3 separate regions of the Mus musculus genome follow, and regions 2 and 3 are each linked to region 1. The links are chromatin loops, found by intact Hi-C in ENCODE. Cell type or tissue: heart. All regions are shown on one strand.

Region 1 (8,000 bases):
TTCCCAGGCAGGCAAGACCTCACGTCCTACTGGCTGCTGCCCTTGGGTGCATCTGTAGGCCCCGTGGCTCCTGCCCCTGGGGTTCAACACCGATAAACATAGAATACTCATTTTCAGAAGACCTGAGGGAATGAGTCTAAGCAACGCTTTTTACAAAAAGTGGCAAGGTTCAGGAAAAAAAAAAAAAAAGATGTTGCTCCAAGGCACCAAGGGTGTAATTTTTTTTCAGAAAAAGTCAGAGAACAGACTAAACTAGAGAATTCCATTTCAGTGGAAGAACCCCATGACTGCAACTAGTCAAAAGATTACTTCAGAGAGACTGCAAGGGAGGGCCCACTGAGCCGCCCCTGGCAAGCCTCGGTACCACCTGCCCAGGGCTTGCTCATCCTTGTCCCATGGCTGGCTGGAGGTGTTGCTGGGGGAAGTGTCACTTGTATTTGTAAAATCCTTCTCCGGTCTTCTTGCCCAGCTTCTTCTGGGCCACCAGATTATTCATGGAAGGACTGGGCTGAAATAAGGGGTTCTCTGGCTCCATTTCATGCCACCCTGTTGAGAGAAAGGGCACAGGTTCACTTAGGTTCTGATCTTCTCAGGGCATGCCTGGGGCACAGAATCCATGCAGGCCAACATGGCAGAGGCACCAGGCAGGCTGCACGGGTACAGCCAACATTGACTCTATAGCAGGCTTGCTACTAGAAGCCTAGCTCCACTGGAGGGCTCCCTGTCACACAGGACTCCCTGCAAACCAAGGCAAAGACCTAAGAGCACAAACAGAAACTGAAAAGAGTTTTCCACATCCAAGCTAAGTCCTAGGTTGTTCCCGTAGGTAGTTTGCAGCCTCATATAATTTTAAATTTTCTAAGTCAACTAAAACAACCCTTTTCCTCCCCCAATATTTAAAGGTTTTGGTGAAATACTGGAGCAGTATAATACATTTGACTTCAGAATTCCAGCTTAATAATTATTCTTGTGCTGTCTCCAAAACCCACGATGCTTAAAACTCCATCTCTGAACAGCTTGCTTTCAATGGAGGTAACACACATTGGCTCACGACGGTGTGACACAAGTGTACCACTGTCAATATCCTGACTCTTGTTTTGCACTGTGGTTATTCAAGATACACCTATTGGAGGGGAACTGAAGGGTGCATAGAACCCTATAGATCTATAGTTGGATCCAAATGAAAGGTTAAAAACAGATGCCCTGCTGAACAACAACAGGCCATCTTGCTCCTTCTAGGCTGTCCATTAGTGTGAATCTCTATCCTGCTGTTATGGCTGGACTTGCTTTGTTCTCCAAAGGCTGATGTGTTGAAATCTTGATTCCACGTATAGCGGATCCTTCAAGTGTTGGGGCCTGGAAAGGTACTCACAGGGCTCTCCCCACACAAGTGGGCTTAGAATTTTCTCAGAGATGGGTCAAGTCTAGTGACTAGATTACTTTTGAGAGGTTAGACAGTTACAAACCAGGGTCATCCTATACCCACTCCTAAGACCCTTCTGTATTCAGCTGTTTTGCTTCTTAGTCTCTCTGCCACATTGGGACAAAGCCAGGGGCATCATCTTGTCATTTGGAGCATCTCTAGCTATCAGAACCAAAAGACACACAACTCATTTGTTTCCTTTATAAAGTATCCTACCTCAAGCATTTGGTCACAGTAACTCGAAATGGACTAGGTAAGGCAGGACTTTGACAAGTCTCAAGGTTCATTGTAATTATTTCTTAACTGACATTACAACTTATAGTTCTAAGAGACCAATTCAACCCAGTGGGGAAAACAAAGAGGAGGTTTAAAACCTACCGTCCAAGATGAACTTTGTAGTATCCAGTCCAACATAGTCAAGAAGCTCAAACGGACCCATGGGATACCCAGCTCCCAGCTTCATCGCTGTATCGATGTCTTCCTTAGACGCATCGCCTGCAGAGACAAGAGCCCCGAGTCTCCACCACCTTTCTCCATCTCTCCCCATCCCTAAGTCACCTCTAGAACCTCCAAGGTTGTATAACACACACATCAGAAAATGTCCAAAAGCCCATGTTGCTGCTGTGGGTAAGATTTCTGTCCCAGATCACAGGCTACACTGGTCCTAAGCTTTTCAAATCAACTGCAACGAATGAGGAACCTTCTAGACTCTGCTGCGCAGTTCCTGGAGTGAGCAGCCTGGCCCTGGGAGCACTGCCTCCCTCACAGCTTCAGATTTGCCAAGTCTAGAGTCCTTCACAAAAATGTCATTTAATACTAGAGAGTGTTCTTTTATAAATGGGCTTCATAACTATACACCCACCCCACATACATGTACACACGTACAAACATATACACATATAAATATATACATATACACTCATACATGTACATATATGCACACATACATACAAACATAAGCACATATACACACATGTGCAAACACACACACACACACACACACACACACATATATATATATATGCACACATAAAAACTCACACATGCTTAGGTTTCTGTTTGTGTTGCATATGTTTTGTTTTGTTTTTTAATTTCCTGTTTTACAAAGGAATGTTGTACTGGGGCTGTATTCACAGTCAAGGCACCCGCGTAAGGACAGCCCAGACAGAGCCACCATGCTCCACTTGCTGTGCATTACTGAGAGCAGTTTTCACAAGTATTCATCTACAATGCCCAGCTCCTTCCTGTTATTCTAAGAGATACTATAAATAAATAAATAAATAAATAAATAAATAAATCTTTAAGAAATTGGAATTAGAAGCCTCTAAGAAATCACACTTTGAATTTAAGGTAGTGGGCCTTAAAAAAATAGTCACACACATGAACCTCACCCGTGGTCTCCAACACCCCATTCTCCCTCCTGAGCCCCCGGCAGGGTGAGGCATCAAACCCAGGGTCACGCGCATGCTAAGCAAGTGTTCCGTCACTGAAGTATTAGATCTATTATGTACCGGCCACTAGACACTTGCAATGAGACATGGGCAAAGTGTTCAAGCTACTGGTGACATAACAGGGTGGGGGTGGGGGGCAAGCACTGCAGCATCCAAACCAGCTCACGATGTGCAGGCAAAGATGAACAGAAGCACTCAGACTTCACCAGCTCAGTCCTCTGCCTCTGAGGCCGGGGTTCTGAAGGGTGCAGAGACTCCCAAAGGAAGCTGGAAGGGCACTGGAGACAGACACTACAGCACATGCGCAGAGGACATGAGCCGGTACGCGCAGTACAGACCGGGCTCTAACTCCACAGCTCGCACACACATTGTTCAGGATGTGGAGACGCGCGATGCTAAAGTGGCCTCCAGATGCCAGACGTAACCCCCTTACAGGCTCCTGCTCCAGGTCTGCTTCCTGCAAGCCGTGGCCTGGGCCTGGAACAGTAGCCCTCCTATACCTTCAAGCCTTAGCCTTATTCTAGGCTTCTGTCACATGGCTCCAATCAGAACCTCTCCCCCACGCCCCACCCCCCAACCCCACCCTGCAGCGCATGAAACAGAAGCAGCTAGGCCCAAGAGCCAGAACACCCATCATCGCTGTGTCTCTCCACAGCTGTCAGAGCCACACTGACAGCTCATTTAAAAAGGCAGTGTCCCCTCAAAAGAATGCACACGGCCCGGGGACAGAAATCTAACAGCTTCTAACCTAACCTAAAGTCATTTAATCAAACCCATAGTCAGAGCCAAAGGCAAGACTATAATTCCCAATTCAGATCCTCACTTGAAAATTATTACTATTTCCAAAATTATTGAACGGCACAAAGTATTTTTTTAAAATCAGTACTCTTATACAAAGTCAACACAATTAAAAAAAAATCGTAAGCAAATCAGAGTAAATAGGCAAAGAGAAAAATATAGAAAAGCAACAGATACAAAACGTTGGCCAAGAGGGAGTTACACATAGCATGCTTTAAACCTAAATTCCTGCAATGCCCAGTACTTGTCTGAGAACCTGGTGGCCCTTCCATTTAAAAAACAAACAAAAAAGCCACACAGACCTCCGCTTCACTCTCTTTACCTCCCCTGAGTACATACTGTGGCCCTGAACTTTACTCAGGACAATGAGGTGAAGTTTCCTCAAAAAACAAAACAAAACAAAACAAAACAAAACAACAACAACAACAACAACAACAACAAAACCCTCCAAACCTAGATGGCTGGAGGCTTGGGGCTAGAGACCAGGGACCTGCAGCCACCGTTGAGTCCTTGTCTAAATCTCTGGCACCACCTGCCGGTCAGTCTCAACATTACCAGCTACAAGCTCCAGCTACAAGGACCAACCAGCAAGGAGCGGAGCCCTGCCAGACAGACCCTCCTTCCTGACAGGCGGCTAAATCCCCACTCTGTCTGGAGTGAGCTGTTGGGGACATGAAGATGAGGACTCTGATCATGCCCCAGGAAAGACGACAGCTGGGAAGTCAGATGTGGCGTGCCATAGGGGAGGGAGGCAAACGGCCCTTAGGAGAGCTATCAGAGAGAGCAATGGCGGATTATGCCCAGTTTAGAGCTCAGGGACAGCATTGGGGCTCTGATGGAATGATGTACATGGAGGTGATGGCAGAATCTTAGGGTGAGGTAGAAGAGTTCCCAGCCAGGGCTTGTACACAAGTTACGGAAGAGTGTTCTATTTATCTCCAGCCAGGGTAAGTATGGAGTTTGGGGGTGGGCACTTTGTATGCGTGCCTAGGACACCCTACAGTGACAAGAAGGTGAGTTCATGACATCCCAGGCTACTACAGCACAGCCGTCCTAAGGAGAGCTGACCACACGCCCTCGCTGACCTTTCAGAGCTGAGCGAGCTCAGGACAGGGCCGACAGCTTCCCAAGCCTACGCTACTCTGCCCTCAGAGCTGGGGCGTCACCGTACCCATCAAGTGATGATGCCAGGGACAGCACACCGCTGTGAAAAGCAGGCCTACTGCAGGAGGCTGTCAGAGCTCAGACTTTCTACACAGGGTGCGAGAGGTGCAGTGGGCACTCATGATATTCGGCAGCTGCTCAGTCTCCCAGACATCCTTCTACCATCAGACGGCTCTACCACCAAAACAGCATTTACCAAACTGCAGGGACAAACACACACAAGCCGGGACAGAAAGATTCTCCCTAAAGGAGCCAGGGAACAAAGCCAGCGCACCAGCCGGGAACACGGACAAAAAGAGGGAACAGGGTCCTCCACTTTCTTGGCGAGCATGGTGTAGGAGACAGACCCGAGAAAGCATGTAGTGACCAGGATAGCTGTGTGGCCGAGCCTCAGTATGGTGGCCTGGTAGGAGGAGGTGGGGCTGGGAGAGAAGAGGAACACCGTTGACATCGAGGGATCAAAGGTGACAGGTAGCAACCAACAGAGGGGGTATCTAAAGGCTTCAATGAAAACGCAGAACCCAAAAAAGTGGGCATGTGTCTCAGCACGCCTCAGAGTTGGCCAACTGAATACCCAGTGACAAAGGGACGTTATAAGAGGACATTACACTGGAGTCCAGACCACAGGGTAAGATCTGCAAACGCACCCACATGACACTCAGCAACTCCAGGACAGACCCATGTTCTGACACAGGATCCAGAAATGTACAACGGAGAAAGGCCACAGGCCACCCAGAGAAACAGCAAGAGCAAACTGAGAGCATCCCCTGGGGGGCCAGGTCCTGCCTTTCCTGAGGCAGCACAGAAGGTGGCTGGTAACACCGAGGGACAACGGACATGAAGAAAATGGTCTTCAACTTAGCACCAGATACTTGGCACTTGGGAGTGGTGTCACAGGACAGGGTGTTTCAGAGGGAAAACACCATGAAGGGGCGCTACATTCTGAAACATTACACTTAAGGGAGAGAGGGAGGGAGGGAGGGAGGGAGGAGGGAGGGGAGCCAAATGTCTTCAGGGTAGGCCAAAATGCCACAGATTTTCTCTGAGGTGTGATCGGGCACATTTGTTGAAGGTAAACATAGAAGCATTGGTTTGATCTTGGAGTAAAAGTAGGTGACGGCTTCCATAAAGCAGGGAGGCCAGTTTAATATTTAAAGCCGGTTTCGAGGAGGCAAACGTGCTTTCATCTGCTGGGGAGAGTTGGTGTAAATGCCCTGTTTGGAAAATGTCACTCTTGAGAGTATTTGTAACAAAGTCACTCACACCGACAGCAGCGATTGCATTTACCGGGTCCCTGTAGCTTGTCTGCCTGCAGTGTAGACGTCACACTCTCCCCGTCAGAAACAGGGAGAGTCAGGCAGGGAGAGTGTGCATCCATCCTCACATTACAGGGACCACGTCTCAAGGGTTCTGATTCTATATCTGGCAAAGTCATTTTCTATCAACCTTCGAAGGGGACAGTGTAGGGCCAGGCAGATGGCTCAGCAGGTAAAAGCACGCAGGTACCATGCAAGCTGGGAGACTGGGTTTGACCCTCAGAATCTGAACAAAGATGGGCGAGAACAAACCCCACAAAGCTGTCTTCTCATCTGCACACATGTGCCATGACATGATATGCAGGTGTATATCACACACTCACACACACACACACACACACACACACACACACGTACACAATACACATATACACAAGCACATAAACACACACACACACACACAATACACATACATACACATGAGCACACACACACAAATAATTTTTTAGGAGAAGGAGCACATGTCAGATCATGAGGTGTAAACCAATTCTTCCTGATTTTTTTCAATCCGGACCACGGCTTTACCATGTATTATCCCTGCCATTCACTTCCCATTCCTGGTAACTTTTCCATTACTATCTATTTCAAAAGCAAGAAACACTTACTATTAGTAGTGTGTGTGTGTGTGTGTGTGTGTGTGTGTGTGTGTGTGTAACATGCATCTTGTATGTGTGTGCATAAGCTGAGAGCTGCCCAACATGAACCCTGGGAAGCAATCCTGGGCCCTATGGAAGAGCAGTGCACATCTCAACAGCCGAGTCACCTCCCCATCCACCCTCCCCATAGTAAACTGTTAACTAATGGCAGAAGTGCAGGGGTGAAGATCTGCATCATCGATGAAGTTGCTGCTGGACTGTGTCAGAGGCTCACAGGGAGGTCTGGGACCCTGGGAACCCAGTGATAAAAATTCCTAAAGCCAGGGCAAAGCTGAGCTTAGTCCTTCAGAGCTAGAAGGCAGAAGCCCCTTCCCAGGCTCTGCACAGCCCACACCTCCTGTGCATAGCCCAAGAGCTGCAGGCCTTCGCCTGGCCTGGGACAGGTACCTCGCTCGTGTAGCCTGACGGCCTCAATGAGGTATGGCACCAAGAGTCGGTTCACGATGAATCCAGGAGTGTCCTGTTGCAGGGCAGAGAAAGACAGTAAGGGGCTTCACTGAGCTCTACCTTTTGTTCGGTATGAACCTCTCCTTCTTACCCCGGATTCCGCGGCCCCGCTTCTGTCATCCCCATCTCTGAAATGTGTTCTGAAGTCTCTTTACTCTGTCTTGTAAGGCATCTTCCCTCTCCTGCCCTCCTCTTCCCTGTCAGGAGTCGCTCCAGTCTTACGCACTCCACCAAGGAGTGGCACTGCCAGGCTCCCCGGAGCCACCCTTGGGACATCTCTGGGTACCTTTAAGCTAACCCAACCGCACGACACACAAACTGGCCACCGTGGCAACAGGGTCCAAATGGCCCTTCACTTCAGCATACCTAAGACAGGGCCTGCCACTATCTCCACAGGGCAGAGATGCCCAGCTAGTTAGCCTGACCTCACAGCCTTTCTGTGCTCACGAGCACTGCACTGTCCGGAGCTTGACAAATAGGTCATCGTGACATCTCACCGTTGTGGTTGATGTCGCTCGTTTGCTTTCTAAAGTATTCTGAAGTTTGACTTCAGTATTATACTGAATCTCCAAAACAAAAACAAACAAAACCAGCAAAACAAAGCAAAAACCAAAGGGTAGTTTTGTTCTCTGAACAAGCCATTAGGCAGTAGAGGGCCCAGTAGCTAAAGAGAGCTGACTCATGGGTTCAGGACACACGTCAGGAAGGGAGTCTTCTTAAAACAAAACAAAACAAAACAAAACAA
Region 2 (8,000 bases), 350 kb before region 1:
TTGGCTCCCTTGGCGTTCTCATTGGATTCTCAAAACAGAAAGTTATTTAGCCGAGCCTTTTCTCCATTTTTCCAGGGATGGTTGGTAGCTGACACCACCAAGAAGACAGAAGAGAGGGGTTAATTAACTCACTGTCCATAATGGACTTTCTACAGCACTTGTGGCTTAATTCCATCTCTGAACATCTTGAGAAATAAGACTTGAGAAATACCATACCTATGGCCTGGAGACAGACCACATGCAAAGTGCCGTTGTATGCACTGATGAGTATAGTGACTTACAAAATGTGTATTATGGACTTGAAACTTCAACTTTGATACAGTCACGTGGATCTCAATTGAAGGAGACAAAGTACACCCCTACCCGCGCGGATTCAAATGACCCCAAACGACCCCATTCCCTCAAATACCAACTCTGTACCACCTCATTAACATAGAAAACAGGCATTCTGCTGGACACTCTATGAGGTGATACACAGCAGGGCCCACTGAGTGTTCCAGCTGTAAATTACACGCTACTGGTGCTGAAGGTGTGCACAGTCAAGTGCTAGGGGACAAGCATCCAGGATGGTACTGTGGATGAAGGACAAGAATGGATGCACGAGATACTGAGAAAATGGGATCTTCAAGCGCTCCAGTCCAATGTGAGAGGTGCTAGAAGTTATGGGGTGTGTTTTGCTTATTCACGGAAGATGGGCGTGCTGAAGACAGGGAAAGTTCTCATTTTTGATCGTTAATAAAAAAAATAAAATAAAAGCTATATTTTGGGTGTAGCTTCAACTGTGTCCATTCGGAGCACATGAGTGTCGCCACAGCAGAGTCCATGAGACTGCCCTTGAGGTGAAGAAACATCTGCAGCTTTGATGCTCTAAGCATAAAGCTTTGACACTGTTTTCCTGGAAGCCACTCCTTCCCACCTTTCAGTGTTATAATTCTCCACTTCTCCTATGCAGAGGACACACTGCCTCCCCCCACCCCCACCCGGAGAGCCAGGAAAGCTACCTGCACTCCTGTGCATTCACTTTGGAAATCTGTTTGATTCTTTTGCTTTGGAGCTGTAAGTACCCAAGTTGATCCCTCCCAAATCCACACAACAGGCAAATACTTTTCAAACTGAGACATCTACTCAGCCCTCTGCGGGACTTGAAGGGTGAGCTGAACTTCGTGGAGTCAGCACAGGGAGAGGGGCCCAACCTAAAGGAATTCCTTTTCAAATGACTTGATTTGAAATACCACATGGCCTAAATAAAACAAACGGGTGACTGAGCAGGCTCACTCTGTGTGTGTTCTTGCCTGTTCTTAACCTAGAAAACTCGAAGACAGGACCACTCTCATGCTGTGACTCAGAAGTGACAACCCCAGGTCAGCATTTCCACCCCACTCCCTGAGATTGCTGTCCTCTGAGTCAGGCGAGGAGTAGGGATCTGGAAGGAATGGTGCCCTCCTCCATTACTGCGACGGCAGTGACTTCTATGTATTTACTTGGCAGTATTTTTTTAATTACTTAAGGAATGCCTGTTTGTTTTCAAGAACAGCACTTGGACAGTGAAACAAAGCAGAAAAGAGAAATAAAAGTTACTTATAGTCACATCTCGGAGTATACCTGCGTGTAAATTTGTTTGTTCTCTAGTACACATTTATGTGTTAGCTGCAGCCTCTCTATGACTAATGCCACATGTCTCCTGTTCTTCCCAAGGCTGTGTTAGTTGTCACAGCTGAAGATCTAATGCTATTATATTATTATTAATAACCCACCAATTTCCTTCAAGTACTGGTGCTCCTCCAAGATTCCACTCAAGACACAGAATTATGTTAAATCAGTATGTCCCAGTGGTCTCCTCCTCCTCTTCCTCCTCCTCCTCTTCCTTCTCCTCTTCCTCTTCTTTTAATGAGATTTATTTATTTTATATATGTGAATACACTGTCGCTGTCTTCAGACACACCAGAAGAGGGCATCCAATTCCATTACAGATGATTGTGAGCCACCATGTGGTTGCTGGGAATTGAACTCAGGATCTCTGGAAGAGCAGTCAGTGTTCTTAACTGCTGAGCCATCTCTCTAGCCCCCTAATTCTCTTCTTGTATGTTCTAGTTTCTCACACTGTTCTTTCCTTTTCATAGACTTGACTTTTTTTTTTAAATCCTCAGACATTTTATGAGACGACCTTTCATTTGTTTGTCTGGTGTTTTGTTCACACCTCTCAAAATGGTTAGGCAGGATTAGCAATCATCAGGAGGAGGGCAGTTGAGGGAAAATCTTCGTTTCCTCACATACTGATAGACACGTGTGCCGTCATCCCAGCTTGCCAATGACGATGCAAGGGATGCTAGGTTCATCACCTGGGGGAAGTTGTGTTTGCTGGGCTTCTTTGCTGCAAACTTCCTTTTCCTATCTTTTTGTAACCTCCCCATTGGAAACAAGTCACCAAGCACAGCCAATTTGAAGTTTAAGGAGTCCTACCACCTCAAGGGATATGTCTACATAAGCTGGGACAAATATTTCAGTTTGGGGTCTATAGAGATAGTTTAGTTGGTTAAAAAGAAAACTACCTGTTGCACAAGCATGAGGATCTGCACTCCTTGGTTGGTCTCTTAACCTCTTCCTTGATTAAGAAAACCAATTTGCATGCATTAAAGTTCACTCTTTGTGCTTGGAAATTCTCCTGGTTTGACAACTGTGTGTAAAATCATGTTTCTCTCCTCACAGAGCCTTGCAGATTGGTTCTATAATCTTAAACAAAATCTCCTGGGTTTCCCACAACTAAATGCCACTTCATCCCTAAACTGTAGGTAGCCACTGATCTGTTTCCTGTTGGTAATGTGGACTTTTCCCTGGGAATCATGGGAATACATGCAGTGTTGAGCCTTTTGACCCCAGCTTCCTTCACTAACGCAATGCATCTGTGACTCGCTCACATCAGGGTGTGACGTCATAACAATTTTTTTCTAATCCTAAGTAGCATTCTGTTGCCTGGATACACAGTGGTCTACTCATCCTTTCACCTGCTGCTGGTTACTTACATCCATGCTAGGCCACTCACTAATAAAGCTGCTCCAAAGTTTAAGATGAAGGTTTAGTATACCTATGTCTGTACTTGTGTCTATATCTATCATCTTTACCTATAACTATGTCTATATCTAATCTATATTATATCATCTATATCTATCTACATCCATATCATCTATATCTGTATCTGTCTCTATTAGCTATAGGAAGTACACTTGCATGCAGTACCCTTGGAGGCCAGAAGAGGGCATCAAATGCCCTGAAGTTGGATTTACAGGCTGTTGTGAGCCACCTGGTGGGTGCTGGGAAATGAACTCAAATCTTCTGGAAGAGCAGCATACACTGGGCCATTTTCCAGCCTCCAAACAGAATTGCTTGAATCAGTTAGGAAAGTGCTCATGAGAGTGACTGCCAGAGTCACATGAGTGTATTTAACAGCACAAGGAACTGCCTTCCAAAACAACTGCCATTTTGCAAGTCTTCTAGAGAGTTAGTGAGTCTGTTCTTGTCTATTCTTCTTGTCTATTTAGCTCTGCCAGCTTACGGATTTTAGTTACTGTGCTAAATTAGTGAATGACAAGTTATACCAAACATCTTCTCAAGTGTTTGTTTACCATTTGTCACTTGATGCATACGTTGTCTTTTGTTCATTTTCTGACTGTTTTGTTTGTTTTCTTATGTATTCTTTTACAATCCAAAGTCCTAGATAAAGGTTACTTGTTGCCTCCTCCCCTCTCTCCCCCCCTCCCCTCACTCCCTTCTTTTCTCTCTCCCTCCCTTTGGCTTCCTTTGACCAGATCTTGCCTCTGCCTCCCAAGTGCTGGGATTACAGGCATACACTGCCTTTTCTAGCCCACTTTCATCCTTTTTAAAATGTCCTTCAATCTGGAGAGATAGCTCAGGGGTTAAAAGCACTGATTGTTCTCCCGAAAGTCCTGAGCTCAATTCTCAGCAACCACATGGTGGCTCACAATCACCTGTAATGGGATCCAATGCCCTCTCTTGGTGTGTCTGTCTGAGGACAGCAACAGTGTACTCACATTCATAAAAATAAACAAGTAAATCTTTTTTTTTAAGTACAAAAAAAGTCTTTTAAATGTTTTGTATTTTGGTTAAGCCTAATGTGCTAATATTTTTCTTGTGAATTATATTTTTTGTTATGTATCTAATACTTCTTTATTGAAGTCAAGTTTTCTACAGAGTTTTTTTTTCCTAGAGATTATATAGTTTTCCACTTCACAATTCTATCTGTGACTCATTTTGAGGTGAGTTTGTATAGTACGTGGGGAGGGAGCCAAGGTTGATCCACTGAACATGAGTGCCCACGCATCTCGCATCATTTGTTCAAAAGACCTTCCTTCGCTACTGAACTTTGTTTCTTTGCCAAAAACAAATTGCTTATATTAACGTGGAACATTTTTTTTTCTGGTCTTCTACTTGTTTCACGGATCTATGAATCGAGCACTTTTCAATTCTGCACCGTTGTAGTTATATTGGCTTTGTAGTAATTCTTAAAACTGGATAGAGTCTTCTAACCTTGTTTATATCTTTCGATTGTTTTGACTAAAATAGATCGTTTGCCTTTACACATGCGCATATCTGAGGGGGTATGTTTGTACTGAAACCAGATTTTTTTGTTTACAAAAAACTGTTGAGATTTTGGTTTTGGCTCTGTAGATCACAACTACAATAGGAAAGAACTGTTGTCTAAATAACATCGAGCTTTCTAACCCGTGAATGCAGTCGATCACTCCATTTATCCTGTTTTCACTGATTTCTTTCAATATCTGCGCGCACACACACACACACACACACACACACACACACACACACACACACATACCATTTTGAGGTTGTTTCCTCAAGCCCAGGCTGAGTTTGAACTTGCAGTATAGCTGAGAATTATCTTGAACTCCTGACCCTGGTGCTTTCACCTCCTGAGCTCTGGGAGTACTGGTCTACCCAAACCTGGCTTTATGTGGTGCTGGGGATCGATTGAACCCAGGGTTTCTTGCACACTAGATAAATATTTTACCAGCATTCTACATCCTGAGACCACGGATGTATTTTGACAGATTGATATCCAACTACTTTTACGGCCTACTATTATAAATTGTATCCACATTTAAAATTTGAAGTCAAATTTAATATAATTGTCCCTCAGTATCCTCTAAAAGGTGTTTGCTCCAGGATCCCTAGAAGATATCAGATTGGAAGGAATCCAAATCAATTGTGCAAAATAGCATGATATTTGCAAGTAATCTGAGATATCCTCCTATGTTCTTTAAATTATCTGTAGATTATTTACACACTCATGGAATAATGATACAATGTAATGTAAGCATTTGATACACTCTTGCTTAGAGAATTTAATATAAAAAATTCTGTGTTCAATTAAAATTTAGTTTTCTTTTAAAATATTTTTTTACCCTTGGTTGGTTGAATTCACTGATGCAGACTCTATAAATATGCAATGGAGATGATATACTGAAATAAAATAGGGTCTGGAAAGATGGCTCAGAGGTTAAGAGTACCTTACTGTTCTTGCAGAAGACCCATGATCTATTACAGTATCCACAATGCCATAACTCCAGTTCCAGGGGACCTGATGCCCTTTCTGAACCTCCACAGACTCATGATTATACATAAAATAAAAATAAATCTTTTCAAAAGGAAAAATTACATTAAAATCATTTAATAACTTTGTCTATTGAGATTTTATATTACTAGACATGATTTGTTTTATGTTTATGTATATGTACATGTGCGTTTGTGTGTGTGTCTGTGTGTGTGTGTACAGGTGCACATGCATATATGAAGCTATATGTGGAGGTCAGAAATCAACATCTGATATCTTCCATTATCACTCTTCACAGTATTTTGTGAGAGATTCTCTCACTGAGCTTGGAACTTGCTGACTGGCTGAACTGACTGTCCATCAAGTCTCAGGAATCCTCCTGTCTCTGTTTCCTCAGTTCTGGGATCATTGGCACATGCCATAGCACCAACTTTTTATAGGGGTGCTAGGGTCCAAATTTGGGTCCTCGCACTTACACAGCAGGTACCTCAAAGACTGAGCATTTCCCCAGAACACAGTCTAAATTTTCAACCATAACCTATTATTTTTCAAGCTTTGCAAAATAATTCTGGAGCAATTTTGTGGATTCTTTAGGATTTTTTTTTCTGCATAGACATCTGCAAATAGATCATACCTTTCTTCCTTCCTTCCTTCCTTCCTTTCTTTCTTTCTTTCTTTCTTTCTTTCTTTCTTTCTTTCTTTCTTTCTTTCTTTTATTTTGTTTAATTAAATATTTTCTTTATATACATTTCAAATGCTATCCCAAAAGTTCCCTATACCCTTCCTCTGCCCTGCTTCCCTACCCACCCACTCCTGCTTCTTGGCCCTGGCATTCCCCTGTATTGGGTTATATAAAATTTGCAATACCAAGGGGTTTCTCTTCCCAGTGATAGCTGACTAGGCCATCTTCTGCTACATATGCAGCTAGAGACACGAGCTCTGGGGGTCCTGGTTAGTTCATATTGTTGTTCCACCTCTCAGGTTACAGACCCCTTCAGCTCCTTGGGTTAGAGCATATCTTCTTGCTTCGCCTTAATTTCTTTTTCTTGCCTTATTGCACAGCCTGGCAGTATACTCAACAAAGGGAGCAGTAGGGGGCAGCCTTGCCTTCATCCTGATTGCAGGGAGTCTCAGCTGTACTCTACCTCTAGGGCAGAGACAGCTCTTCTGGCCCTAGAGATTTTCTCTTTGGTATTGTTTTCTAACCTGGACTCTTACCCGGTAGACAAGCAATGCTTACAGGAGCTCCCAGTAAAGTGTTTTGTGCTGTGATGGAAGAGAGTCCGAGGATCAACTGCCCCCTTGCTCCAGTGGCAGCTGTTCTACCAGACTCCACACTGTACTGTGGGGGACACTGTTAAAAAAATACCTGCCAGCATTTCCCAGGAAGCACTGAGGAGGCTTGTAGAGAAAAACGTGAATGCCTTGAACTTCAGCGCTGTAGGGTGCGTTCCATTCTTAGCCCCATTGGCTCAACCACATGCACATCGCCACCCACCCTGTGGAACTCCTCTGATGTGTGTCCAATTGATTCACCCTTTGTCAATACAGAGTTGCCTCTGGTTCCTGGCTTCACTTAAAGAGTGATTTGACAGTGTTCCCAGTCCTTGATTTTATAGGTCAAGGAAGAGAATGTCCTCAAATTCCCTTCAATAGAAAGCCCAAACCCCTTACTTTCAGGTAGAGAAGTGTGTCTACAGAAGGGTGAATGATATATTTATACAGTGAATCAGAACTGGGTGGGAGAAGGGCCTTTGTGAATCTCAGGCTATCGTGACCAGAAGGAAACGTGCATTATCTTCTGGGACACTGCAGTGTCTCTAGCTCTGGCATTCAACCCTTCCCTGGACACTTCCTTGTTTCTGACAGCTTCTGGCAGCTTTGCAGGATTCTCCTGATGTGGGTTCTTCACCCAGGACTCAACACAACCGTATTTCAAAGCCATCTTCTGTTATAACCTGTTCACTTCTGCTTCCAGGAATCTTATCTCTCAGTTCTTCGTGGACATTTCCATCCTGTGCACAAAGGAGAGAGCTCACTCAGTAGGTGACATGGTGACATGGTGGCTGGAGGGCTGACGAAGTCCTATTGAAATGTGGCCCTCTTTCCTCTGTGAGATGGCACATCTGGTCTCTAACTGTGCAACAATCACTGCACGAGCAAAAGGAGGACCAATGTGCTATGCAAAGGGAGCACTGACCAAGAGGAGGTTTAGAGAGTGTGTGTGTGGCTGAGGCAACGGGATGCACACTTTGACCTCCTAATCTAGTCAACAGGCCCTAGATAAGAACCACAGATCCAGTTACTCCTGATAACAGGGCTGCAGTTGCCACAGTCCCAGAGTGCAGAACAAAGGGGATGGAAATTAAATCTCAGTTTGGGGTTAGAAAGAAAGAAAGGGGGGGGTGGCAGGGAG
Region 3 (8,000 bases), 420 kb before region 1:
CCCTGTTGCACTTAAAATATCTAGTGAATGGACAACACAAGCTAAAGCTTATCAAGAATACGTACCTCTGTTTTGCATTTGTGACGAGCAAACCACCCAAAAATTGAGCGACTTGGGCAGTTAATAAGTTGCATTGCAGGAGACTCTAGAGGAAAATAATGTTGACTACAACTGAAACATTTATTCTGAGTCATGCTCCCAGAGTTAAATTTTATGTCTCAAAGTCCTTTTAGTGATTTTATGGTCACATAATTACAATGCTTCTCAAGGTATTTTGGATACAACAAGTCAGAGTAAACGCATCCTTGAATGTGGTTACCACTCCCTGTATTTGTCTGTCTGTCTCTGTTGGTAGCTTCAAGTGCAGATTGGTACACAGGAAGGCCCCCTAAACCTTGGATAGCTGGTTAGGGGAAGATCAAAACATTCATCATGAAACAGAAGACAAAAGCCCAAAACTTTACACTCTACAAATGAGAACACACACACACACGCGCGCGCGCACACACACACACACACACACACACACACACACACAATGTTGATAATAGCTATCCTAGTCAGGGTTCTGTTGCTGTGAAGAGACACCACAACCGAAGCAACTCTTACGAAGGAAAACATTTAATTGGGGCTGGCTTACAGTTTCAGGGGTTGAGTCCATTATCATCATAGCTGGAAGCGTGGCAGTGTGCACGCAGACATCACAGTGCTGAAGAAGGAGCTGAGAGTTCTATATTTGTAGGCAGCAGGAAGAAAATGCCACACTGGGCCTGGCTTGAACATCTGAGACCTCAAAGCCCGCCTCCAGTGACACTCTTCCTCCAACAAGAGCACACCTACTCCAGGAAGGCTATACCTCCTAATAGTGTCACTCCCTAGAGCCTATGAGGACAATTAAAAAACCAAGCAAACAAACAAACACCACAATAGCTGACTTTTACTAAATGCATTGAGTGTCAGAATTATGCTACCCTCATTCTCATCGAAGCCAGAGGTAGAAGTATGTGATAGTCACAATTAGTTATCTTACCTAGTGACATAGGGAGCCTTGGAGAGTCTGTTTTCCCTGAACACATGGAGACCAAGTAGCCAAAGTCAGACCAGAACGTGGATCTCTCTGAAACTGAAATCTGTCTCAGAGGCAAAACCAAACTGGATGCTACAGCCTGTTCTAGGCCTCTGAAAGAGTTTTGGAGTTAACTGCTGGAGAGGTGGCTCTGCAGTTGAGAGCAATGGCTGCTTTTGAGGAGGCCTCTGGTTTGTTTCTTAGCATCTACATGATAGCTCACAACTGTGTATAACTACAGTTCCAGGGGACCTAACACCCTCTTCTGGTCACCTTAGGAGCCAAGCATATACATACATATATTCAGGCAAAACAATAATACACATACACAAAGAGAAATAAATGAAGTAATTTTAAGAGAAACTTTAAAAAAAATCCTAAAAGCACTTTAAGCTTTGGCACACCAGGAAGGTGGCCATCTCCACATACATCAGCTGAAATAACATTTCCTGCCATGTTTTTCAGAGGTTGGAGTAATTATTGCATAAGTCTCTAAACCTTCCGTTCTGTGGCACCGAGGCTGGTTTAGAGTGAAGATGGCTCTCTTTAGTGAAGCGAGAGCTTCTTATGTTGGCTTCCCTCTCTTTTTGTCTCCCACGATCCCCCCCCCAGGTAAGGGCAAGTGTCGGTGTGTGAGTGTGAGTGCCTTCTCATGGCTTGCAAGCCTGGCGATGTCTCTCAATCACTGAGCTTTCTAATGCATCCTATTTTTGTATTTGTCTTAGTGTTGCTGCCAATGCTTGATGAAAAATAATTCATAAGAAAAGCAAAACAGCAGAAACCAACGGACACCATAATAAACCCGCTGCATTTAGCTTGTCCGTGGCCCCTCGGGTAGTCCTATGACTTGGTCATTACTTAACTGTATTACAAGGAAACTGTTACCAAGGCCACCCAGTTAAGTGTCCCAAATTTTTACTCCTTTTTTTGCTGCACTCCTTTTTTTTTTTTTTTTTTTTTTTTTTTTTTTTTTTTTTTGCTGAGGATACCAAAACCACCTTCAAGATGATAACGCCTGGGTCCTCCCACATTGTCTTGTTCCTTCAGAAGACAGAGGTCACTCCCACTGACAGTTCACATTTCCATCCATAGAACGTGTCTATTCTCCTTTCCAGCCAAACCATGTGCTTTAATGCTGAACAAAAGCTAAAGGAGGCTTCCACAGACTTTAATGGGTCCATGATCCCAGTGTTGGGGAGGCTGAGGCAGCGGGATTATGAATTCAAGCTCAGACTGAGCTACAAAATAAAACAAAACAACAACAGAAACAAACAACCCCCCCCCAAAGAATATACAAGGGGAAGGTAGAAAATTATTGAAAACTTGGTGTTAATAAATATTAATAAAAACATACTATTGACTTGGACTTTTTGATGTTTCTACTATTTATTAGCTTGAAAAAAATGATTCTTAAATATTTAGCTTCTCACCTGATTGTGTTATTTTATGTCCTGTTTCAATTCTTTGTTTATTGTTTGCTTTTGAGACACAGTCTTGTCTTGTAGCTATGCTGGCCTTGGACTTGGTTCTTCCTTCCTGTGCCACGCATATAAGCATACGGCACCATATCTGATGCACACAGCATCATATCTGATGCATACAGCAACATATCTGATGCATACAGCATCATATCTGATGTTGTGTCTTGCTTTGACTGGAGGGCTCATGAGTGACGCACACCAGACTCCACAGGCTGGGAGCCAACCCTGGGAAGTAGGGTCACAGTCAGTCATGACCATGGTGTATTGATGGTGTATTTGACCCAGGATCTAGGCTGAAAGCAGCCATGTAGAAGTACTGTTAACTCTCAGGAGCCTCTTGCCATCCTAGAACTGGATTAGAATGTTCTGGATAATGAAGAAGCTAGCTCGCTTCTCAGCTCCTATCAGCTGTCGTTCTGTGGGTAAGTTTAAAGGTAGACTGTCCAGTTAGCATTTATCTATACTTGGTAAAAGGTAGCTACTTGTATATTATAAATTAGTCATGAAGTTAAACTGTCATCACGGTGTTGTAAGAGCAGGCCACATGGTGCCTGCTTGGGTTGTTGTACCAGTAGAGCTGAGCCTTCACTATTCCTTATTTTTTGTGGGTGCCAATAGTTTCTCATGGCACAGTTGAGCCTGATGACTTTGTTTAGAAATTAAAAAAAAAATTCATAGTTAACTCCAGAGATATATGAGTCTCATTTTCTTCAGTATTTTTTTAAATTAAAATTTTTAAAAATTAGAATGAAATGATCTTTAAAAATAATGTGTGTGTGTGTGTGAGAGAGAGAGAGAGAGACAGAGAGAGAGAGAGAGAGAGAGAGAGAGAGAGACAGAGAGAGAGTGTGTGTGTGAATGGAGGTCAGAGGACAACTTGTGGAAGTCAGTTCTCTCCGTCCATCATGTGGATTCTAGAGATTGAACTACAGTTGTCAGGGCTGGCAGCAAGCATCTAATTAGGCATATCCCCTGTGAGCATTTCCTAGCGCTGCTTGCTTTGATAATATTAAAACCATCTGCCTTCATTGCCTACAGGTCCGGGGATTAAGGGGTAAGATATCCCAGTACAGAGACAAAGGAAGGATTTATTAAATAGTAAGGTGAGATATTTGTTGTGTATAATTCAAAATATACGTGTGTGTGTGCAGTACACACAAGGTGAAGAGCGCCAGGATGGAGGAAAACAGCCTTTGGATTTTACGAAGTCCTCTGGGAGCTCTCGTTCCAAAAGTCGAACTAGCAGCCGCCACTAGATGGTGCTAAGCAGCAGGGAGGCGCGGCTTGGCGCCTTTCGGCTCCCCTCCCCCACCGCGGAACCTGCATCGCTTGCTTGATTCCTTGCTCTGTGTGCTTGATGCTCTGAGAACGATTGTCCAGGAATGTCTAATAATAACAAAAGCCCGTTTAAACATTAGACAAACACGAGCCTAGGTGGGTAAACATCGTCAGTGGCCCTCTCCTTTGTCTGTCAGTAAAAGGAGTGAGGCTCAGTAGCCTAAAATGTAAACTGGTGGGTGAGTTTCCGAGTACTCAGTTCAGTACTAAGGAACTCTTTGAAATACGCGGATTGTCTGTTCCAGGTGAAGAGGGTGGGGGTTGGGGGCGAAGCGGTCTTGAAGGGGAGAAATTTGAATTACCTTTGGCAGCATGGCGCACGCCCGTGGGTTAGAGTTGGAGGCTGTTGGATTTGAACTTGGGAATTTATAAGAGTCGGAAACTGGAGTTGTCTGTGCAGAGCTCATAGATTGCTACTCCTAACAACAGGTGGCACCTGTGACACGAGACAAGTCTTTGCCTTTTCTTTCTGCTTAAGACCTTTTGGACTCTTTAACACAGGGTGCCTGCTCTTGCCTGAACTATCTAAATGCATCCTGTCAAACCAGGAGTCTGCTCTTCATTGCTGTTCTAGATTTCAGGCCAGGCAAAAACATGGCGTGGCGGGGTGGAGGAGGGGAGCGAAGGAAACCTTTAGGAGCAAAGTCAACTTTGTATCCACTTCCTCACTGGGGGGGAAAAAAGCATGAAGCGTTTGATTAATGTAGATACATAGATGTTCATTTAGACACAACCTGTGGGTGGGTGGGGGTGGAATCCACTAAGGTGTTTACAAATTTTAACTTCAAACTGAAGAGATTACTGTAGATGCTACTGCCAAACCAACCAGAGCAGAATTTCTTGAGATTATGTATCTATGACCCCCCCCCTTTTTTTTTCCTGCGTAGAATTAGGCTGGCGGGACACTTCCTATTGATGCCTACAGGGGACAAACTGTACTGCAGCAGTTTGCAATGGAAGATTGTTTATGTGCCATGCGATCTGAGAGGCGCGATTGTGAATGGGGGAAGCAAAGGGAATTGGAGTGTATAAATTGCCAGAAATCAGGGTAAATCATTCGGAGGAAGTGCTCAAAAACAAGACGAAAAACCCAGAGGGGTCTTCAGGAAAAGGAGACCACGGTCAGGAGCAGCAGAGACACGCATGCGTGGATGTGTTTGTTTGTTTTTTGTTTTTTCTATTTCTAGGCAACTGTAGAGGGAAGGTGAGCTGTGTTTCTGGGGGGAGGGCCAGGAGAGTGGGAACAGACTGGGGGCGAGGGGAGAGGAGGGACACGCCAAACTTAACGTCTGTAGTAAAAGTCAGAGAATTGTTCTGGTTCGTTTTCACACAGGGCCATGCTGAGTGAGCACCCAGGAGGCATCAGAGCTGGAGTCCAGTGATGCTGGGTAGAGGCACCCGGGCTGTAGGCCCGGCTCAGGAAAGGCTCATCGTGGTCACAGACTATGTTTGGGTACTGGGCTCTCTCTGTGAAACAGAAAGCTAGACTGTGCTCTCAGGAGTAGCTCTGGGCTGCTGGAGTGCTCACAATGGTGGGGTCGGTTTGGTGAAGAAATGGTTTGAACAGAGAAGCTCTGGAAAACTTCAGTCAAGTACGTATTTCTTCATAAGAGTTAGTCTAAACCTTAGCAATCTACAAGAATACTCTAGTCTTTCTAGGTCGGGAATCCAATGGTGACAAATTTCCTAGAATGGTCCCCGTCCAAGGAGTTTCTTTAGATTCCTGGTAAATTTCCTGCTGGTTGTTGGCAGAAGGACACAGTTCCCCACAGCTGGGCCTATTTATAGGGCTACTCAAGTGTTTTCAATATGGCTGGCTTCTCCCAGGAAGAAATTTGAAAATCCCTTTAAAGCCATTGTTAGTGGGTTTAGTGGGGGCATTTCCACTTCTTGGCTGTTCAGGATGCTAAAGCTGGAGAGTCATTTCAGTTAGGGATTTGCGGCCAGCCTGGGCAATATGATGATATTCCTGTGTCCAGTAAGCAAATGAGAAAAAAAAAAAAAAACCTGAAAACCACCTCAGAGAAATTGGACATCAAGGTACTGGCTAGACAGAAACCTCTAAGACAGCTGCAGCAGGGGTGTGTCCAATAGTGTTTCTGCAGTGCAATCACCCAATGATGTTGTCACCACTGAAAAATTAAGTAACAGATGTCCTTGCAAGAGTCTTGGAGGCTGGAGGCTGGGAATCAATAGCTGGCTTTTCACAACAGTGGTCCTCAACCTGTGGGTCGCGACCCCATTGACAAACCTCTATAAAATATTTATAGTATATAAAATATTTACATTACTATTCCTACCTGCAGCAAAACTACAGTTATAAATAGAGATGAAAATAACTTTTTAAAAAATATTTATTTATTTTATGTATGTGAGTACACTGTAGCTGTACAGATGGTTGTGAGCCTTCATGTAGTTGTTGGGAATTGAATTTAGGACCTCTGCTCACTCTGGTCAACTCCACTTGCTCAGTCCCTGCTCGCTCCAGCCCAAAGATTTATTTATTATTATACATAAGTACACTGTAGCTGTCTTCAGAAGTACCAGAAGAGGGTGTCAGATCTCTGTTCGGGTGGTTGCTGGGATTTGAATTCAGGACCTTCAGAAGAGCAGTCAGTGCTCTTACCCGCTGAGCCATCTTGCCAGCCCCAAGATGAAAAAAACTTTTATGGTTGGGTGTCACCACAACATGAGGAACTGTATTAAAGGGTATTAGCATTAGGAATGTTGAGAACCACTACTTTATAGGGTGTTTGTTTGTTTCTTTGCTTTTTAAATGTATATAAGTGCTCTAGCTGCACACCAGAAGAGGGCGTCAGATCTCTTTATGGGTGGTTGTGAGCCACCATGTGGGTGCTGGGAATTGAACTCAGGACCTCTGGAAGGAGAAGCCAATGCTCTTAACCACTGAGCCATCTCTTCAGCCTACCCTGCAGGGTCTTAACTCAGTAGTATTGACTGGCCTCAAATCCATGATCTCTCTGCCTCAGCCACCCATGTACTGGATGTACGTGTGTATACCACTATGCCTGGCAAAATTCTATATCTTTAAAGCTTCTAAAACAATTACGAGTACAGAGAGGCTTGAGAAACCCGTCTGGGTTCCAACTTCTCCAACTGTCGGTCATACCCTGAGGTGAGGCTCCTGATGTTATAGAGGACTGGGAAAAAAATGGCAGCAAAAAAGAGGTTTCTGAATTCTAGACCCAAAAATCAAGCATGGGACCAGGGTGCTCCTGGTGGCACTCACCCACGCCATGTTGCCAGACACATAATGTGTCCTCTTTGTGCACCATAAGACACGCAGAGCTGACAAATGCTCACCAAAGAATGCCTCCGCTCAGTCTCCTGACTATTGTGTGCTGGGAATTGTAGTTTTCACTGAATACACAGTTGTCTGTCCTTAAGGAAACATAATGGTTTAATTATGAAAACCAAACCTTTTGATGTTTTCCTACCACCATTCCTGAGCACATTAGAATTGATTTAGGATATCTTTGGATTGCAGTGTATTGAAATGTTTGGGTTTTTGAAAATGACCATGTGTTTTGTTGCTGGGGGTTTCACAAACAAGTCATTCAACAAATTTTGGTTTGAATTTGGACAGAATTTCTAACAAATCCTGAAATGGCCCCAAATAGACTTCTGACATTTATGCGCAATGGTATTCTCAACATTAAATACTGTAAAAACAAAATATAAACCAACTTTGAAAAGACTGAAGACGCATTATCAAATAAATAAGCAAATTGAGTTATTTTCATAAAATTAAATAAGCACGTACATCTTTCGCTTTTTGTCTTTATGGTAAAAGTGTAGGTAGACCACAGATTCTTTTGTTAATTTAATTTATTATTATTTTTTTACTTAATATTTGTGTGAGTGAGTGAGTAAGTGAGCAAGTGAGGGAGACAGACAGACAGACAGACAGACAGACAGACAGACATGGGTTCTGGGCATGGAATTCAGGCCATCAGGTTTGATTATTATCTTAGCTACTGTTGTATTGCTGTGAAGAGACATTGTTTAGTTAGGGATTTACTGCTATGAAGAGATACCCATGACCAAAGCAATTCCTATAAAGGCAAACATGTAACTGGGGCTGGCTTACAGGT

The links. Peaks named below come from ENCODE experiments on the same cell type or tissue, not always from the same donor. Only the 100,000 strongest peaks of a DNase experiment are listed, where the experiment ranks them.
Region 2: it touches region 1 in a loop (18-fold over the local background); 36 of 42 quality-filtered maps call a loop at or near these places.
Region 3: it touches region 1 in a loop (8-fold over the local background); 22 of 42 quality-filtered maps call a loop at or near these places.

Annotation. Positions count from the first base shown.
Region 1 is chr3:131,233,742-131,241,741 of GRCm38, forward strand. Hadh (hydroxyacyl-Coenzyme A dehydrogenase) reads right to left here. Exons shown (of 8, transcript NM_008212.4): 6 at 7,196-7,268; 7 at 1,802-1,918; 8 at 1-546. The coding sequence ends at 428. Among named protein-coding and RNA genes, the nearest start is that of Hadh, 34 kb to the right of the region's middle. In heart, a CTCF peak has its summit at 4,209 (motif pointing left); a DNase peak (open chromatin) is centred at 4,270; H3K27ac peaks cover 312 bases.
Region 2 is chr3:130,884,828-130,892,827 of GRCm38, forward strand. No RefSeq gene overlaps it. Among named protein-coding and RNA genes, the nearest start is that of Gm36520, 37 kb to the left of the region's middle. In heart, CTCF peaks have their summits at 3,242 (motif pointing right) and 6,684 (motif pointing right); no DNase peak of the experiment used is centred here.
Region 3 is chr3:130,815,065-130,823,064 of GRCm38, forward strand. No RefSeq gene overlaps it. Among named protein-coding and RNA genes, the nearest start is that of Gm36443, 15 kb to the left of the region's middle. In heart, a CTCF peak has its summit at 3,798 (motif pointing right); a DNase peak (open chromatin) is centred at 3,837; H3K4me3 peaks cover 899 bases; H3K27ac peaks cover 962 bases.